2 separate regions of the Mus musculus genome follow, and region 1 is linked to region 2. Evidence: chromatin loops called from intact Hi-C (ENCODE). Cell type or tissue: heart. All regions are shown on one strand.

Region 1 (2,500 bases), 180 kb before region 2:
CAATGCATAGCAGAAGACCAAACCTCAGCATCTTCCCTAGAGATTGTACCACAGAAATATGGCTTTACCAGTTACCTAATCAAATTTCCTGGTTGTTCTGTGACTGCTTTTTGCCTCACTTTTGTATACACCAAATTACGGATAACCAAACCCTGTTCATTTAATCAATGATGCTAGACTTGGCTCAGAACTGTTTGATTTATATTGGAAACATCATCAAAGATCAGATCTCTCCTTGCGAAGACTTTCTTCTTGTCTGTTTGATTTACTCTGGCTAGATCTTGAGTTTGGAAGATGACATTCATTTTTTTTTTTTATAGCATTTGCAAAAATGTTCTCAAAGACTTCAGCAAATTGCCTATTTGTATGTGGGTTAACCATCCGCTAGTCTTAGTTGGAAACGGGATCGTTATCATTTTTTAGGTGAAATCATGCTACTTTGTTTAGGATGGAGACACACTCCACAAGTTGCCAAAGCATGTATGTACCTAAGTGGGACTGGCTTTGGGGGTGAGTAGGCTACCATTAGTTCTGGAATGGTCTATACGGAGGTCCCACATATAAACCTTAATTTGCTTCTCTGGTTGGACAGCTCTGGTTGCAGTAAGTACAGCAATGGCACATTTAACTATCTTCTTTATATGAACTTCTGAGGCCAACGGCTCCTTCTTACAGTCAGGATACTCAAGAGTTGGCCACTGTCTTCAATTCGTTTCTTTGGATGCTTGTCTCGAGTGTTTCTTCTGCTTGGGCCTGGCTGGTCTTCTCTGTGCTCGCAGACCTCAACACAATCACCTTAGCTTCCCCTCAAGTAAACCTTAACTTCCAAGGCCGAATTTTTCCCCTTTTTCTTTGGGGCTTCTTCAGGCCAAGTTCGGAACTTGCTCATCAAGACTTAACTTCCTGGGGCTGTCTCTCTGGTTACAGCAAAGGCCAGGCGCAATCCTTTCCCAGAACTTGGTGTTGCAGCGCGGGGCTCAGGTGGGACGGCACGCTCAGGTGAGCAAGCTGATGAGCGCGGCGTGAGGGGCTTTGCGCTTTTCCCACAGAGTCCGCCCACCACAGCTGCGGCTCCACAGCCGGCCTCGCCTCCCGCGTCCGGCGTGGCTGAGCTCCGGAATGGCTGCGGGTGGCAGATCCAGATGCTGCCCAGCTGCGTCCCCGTCGCGGCACTTCGGGGCGCAGTGAGCTTGAGGAGACGGCCGCCGCCCGCCGTGGGCTTTGTCCGTCCGCCGCTCCGCCCCGCCCCGTGCCTCCCCGCCCCCTCCGCGGTCCCACTTCCTCGGCGCGGGAGGCGGGAGCGCGCCGGGCAGCGAGGGGTTAAGCCGACGCGCTTGAGGCGCGGAGGGATCCGGAGGCGAGCGGAGCTCGGTGCTGAGGCCGCCTCAGCGGAAAAAAAAAAAAATGTCCGCCTGAGGAGACCCACAAGTTCTATCGGGGGGACAGCCAGCCCGCCCGGGGAGCCACGGGCGGCTAAGCCCGAGAGCCGCCCGAGTCGCGCCGACTCAAGCACTCGCGGGGGCCCGAGGCAACGCAGCCGCCGGCGGCGCGTGGGGAGGGGGAAAGCCTGAGCCCGCGCTCCCGGCCAAAGTGAACTTTAATCGGGAAGGTTGGATGCGGAGCCCGGGCGGCAGGTAACCGCGGGCGGCGGGCGGGACGTGCGGAACTCAGGTCCCTTTGTACGGCGCGGAGCCCGGGGCCGCGTCCAAGTTGCGGCGCGCGGCGGGGCGGAGGCGCGAGCTGCGGGGTCCAGGCCCGGGCAGCGGCGCTCGGCCTGCGCGGCGCTCGGGGCTCGGCGCTCGGGGCCGGGGAGCCGCCGAGCCCGCCTCATTGTTCCGCGAGTCCGGGGCAGGGCGGCCCAAGTGGGAGGTGGAGGCCGGGCGGGAGTTTGCGGGGCGCGGACGCGCGTGGGGCGCTCTCAACCAAGCCGGGGACCCCCGCTGGGGACGTCCGGGCCGCAGACGCGGGCCTGCGAGCGGCGCGCTCCCCGCAACTTGTCAGCTCTATTGTTGCTGAGCGAGTGAGTCACTTGGTCTCCGGGTCGCCGCCGCTTTCTCGCTCCCTCGCTGGGCGCGGGCTCGCTCCGTACTCCTCCCCGGGGGCACCCCGAAGCCGAGCCACCTTGGAAACTTGCGGGAGCCACGGAGCCACGCGTGGGCTCCCGTGTCGGAGCGGCTTCCGTCACTGTCCTTCGGGTATGCGTGGGGATCTGGCGTGTCGCTCGGCGCCCCCCACCCCGAGCGCTGCCTCTCTCTCTCTCTCTCTCTCTCTCTCTCTCTCTCTCTCTCTCTCTCTCTCTCTCTCTCTCTCCCTCTCTCTCCTTCTCACGTCGAGCGTCCGGGTGTCCGCGGCTCAGCCTGTCTTCTCTGCCTTAGGACCTGCTAGAAGTGGCTGAAGATGAATCCCCAGCAGCAGCGCATGGCCGCGATAGGGACCGACAAGGAGCTGAGCGACCTGCTGGACTTCAGTGCGGTATGAGAGCTTTCCTCCGCATCTTGGG
Region 2 (2,500 bases):
AGAGCAAGTGAAGTAGGAAGGAAGGTGGCATTGGTATAGGCAGGAGGCTATGTCACAGAGAGTGTTGGACTTCACTGCTCACGGGCTGCAGTGTTCTCTTTTGAGGACTGGATAGTTAGATTGGTGATTGGAGGATTGGAGGCTAAGAAGGATGGGGAAGGCACAGCTATCTCTTAGAACAAAGTTCAGCTTCTGCTGTGGGAGTGCTCTCTTAAAGTAGCATAAAGCATAAAGTAGTTAGAAAAAAATGTTAAGATCTGAACCATGTAATTTAATCTGGATTTATGAGTTTAGAGCATAGTAAAACAAATTCTGTGGGAGGGGAACCTTAATGTATCAGGTAATAAACAGTTATAATTTTCCACCAATGAGAATTAGATTTTTGCAAGTTTCTTGTCAAGGAAAATCCTTCACCTACTGTTCCTGTTGACTCTAAAAATTGACAGTTGTGCTGTCGTATATAGATTAAGGACTTGGAACATACAAAAACTTGTACAGTAAATCTTACATAATAAATGATTATTATAGTCTCAAAGATTATTGTCAGTTTTGAACACTTGGAAATAGCAAAGTAAATAGTCTATTTTTTAGTGACTTTTCTCATTGCTGTGATCAAATACCATACAAGTAGCAACTTAAAGGAGAAGATATATTTGGCGCACAAGTAAGAGTACCTTCCATCCTGAAGAGGAAGGCATGGCAGAAGTATGGAGCAGGTCATGATATCCAGTTAGGAAGCAGAGAAGGATGAATGCTAGTACTCAGGTCACTTTCTCTTTTCCTTGTATAAGATAGATTTGTTTGTTTGTTTACTTTCTTGCTTGCTTATTATGTGTACAGTGTTCTGCTGCAGAAGAGGGCACCAGATTACATTATATAGATAGTTATGAACCACCATGTAGTTGCTGGGAGTTGAACTCAGAACCTCTGGAAGAGAGCAGCCAGTGCTCTGAGCCATCTCTCCGGCCCACTTTCTCCTTTTTATTCAATATAGAATATTGGCTCATGGATTGTTGCTCCCCACATTCAAGGTGGATTCTCCCTTTTCAGTTAATTCTTTATAGAAACAATATCATAGATATCCAAGAATGTGTTTAATGGTGATTTTTAATCCAGTCAAATTGACAATCAAGATGTACTGTTACAAGCAATAGCTTGGTGTTATCAACTGTTGAAACTGGGCTACTAGAACAAGGTTTATTGTACTTCTTCTCTGTTCATGTAAATATGAAATTTCCCAGAATAATAATCAGAGTCTTGAAGCTGTCCAGGTGTGGATTCGTTAACTGCATGCCTAACACCAGATTGGATTAGGTGTTACCCTCAGGAATACTTAGTGAAAATCGGTTTCACATAAAAGCTTTGAAGAGTTTTCTCAGAATACTATTGTGCTCCTAGGAATATATCACAGGGCTCTTTTTAACAGAAGGTTTCTAAATTCAAATATTCAGGAAAAAGTTGTTACTTGAGAAGAGGTGTCTTCAGGAGTTAGGGAGTTGTTCCAGGGTCTCTCATTCTTTAGTATGGGTTGGCTAGAACCATTAAACCTGCTCTCTGAGATCCCAGTTCCTGGGATACAGCATGGGCCAACACATCAAAAGTAAGATCACTAGCAACCCTACTTAAGTATGTCTTTTTTAAATCCCTGTAGTAGTCTTTTGGAAGTGGGGATACCTTCCACAACTGTTTAAAAAAAAGAAAAAAAAACTTTTTAAAAAGTTGTCATGTTTGTAATTACTTAAATACTTAATATATTCAGATGACTATCTAGCTTATCTTCTTCATGCAGCTTTTTTTCTAGGAAGTATTTTTTGTTCTTTCTCCTGCTTGGCAGGCACTTGCAACATATCCCATGCCCTTCAAGAAATTTTTCATAATTGATATGCAACTTACATATTTTACTCTGATAAATTTTCATTGGCTGGTATAAAATTTGGGGAAAAGGGTGAAACTTTTCATTAAGAATTAACTACTAAGATAATAAAATTTCTCTTTGCTGCTTATACTTAAGGAAATTTTTTAAAATTTGAGCTGTTCACTTAACATGCTTTAGAAACTCAATCACATGTAGGTTAAGTTTATTTCTCTTTAAGCCGGAAATGGGAGAATTGCTGTGACAGGATAACTGTCATTATCTTCTCAAACCTGTATGACATTTAAAAGCATAGACAATGATAATTAAAATTTCCAGAATTTGTATTGGGAAAATAAGATTTATACATGTTAAAGAACCTGGCTAGTTGTAACTAGTGTATTACTGACCCGGGAGGACATTTGAAGCAGTGGGGTTTCTGTTACAGTTTTCTGTGCATGCTCCTTTCCCAGCCCCCACCCTGAATTAATATACTGTCCAAAGTGTTGGTAATGGCTCGAAGCTGTGCAGGTTACACAAAGCATTTAATGAAATCGTGTCTTAGACAAAACGCTTGTGAGGGTCGTAATTAACGGCTCGTTGTCTGCAGTTCTATTGATTACTCATTCACAATGCTTTGTTCTCAGA

Evidence for each region. A loop is a pair of places that touch in the nucleus more often than their neighbours do. Peaks named below come from ENCODE experiments on the same cell type or tissue, not always from the same donor. Only the 100,000 strongest peaks of a DNase experiment are listed, where the experiment ranks them.
Region 1: it touches region 2 in a loop (2.3-fold over the local background); 2 of 42 quality-filtered maps call a loop at or near these places.

What each region holds. Positions count from the first base shown.
Region 1 is chr9:72,110,710-72,113,209 of GRCm38, reverse strand. Tcf12 (transcription factor 12) reads left to right here and starts at 1,391. Exons shown (of 21, transcript NM_011544.3): 1 at 1,391-1,634; 2 at 2,376-2,472. The coding sequence starts at 2,398. In heart, no CTCF peak of the experiment used is centred here; DNase peaks (open chromatin) are centred at 1,329, 1,889 and 2,439; H3K4me3 peaks cover 2,035 bases; H3K27ac peaks cover 1,812 bases.
Region 2 is chr9:71,931,475-71,933,974 of GRCm38, reverse strand. All of the region lies in intron 6 of Tcf12 (transcription factor 12), which reads left to right. Among named protein-coding and RNA genes, the nearest start is that of Cgnl1, 160 kb to the right of the region's middle. In heart, no CTCF peak of the experiment used is centred here; no DNase peak of the experiment used is centred here.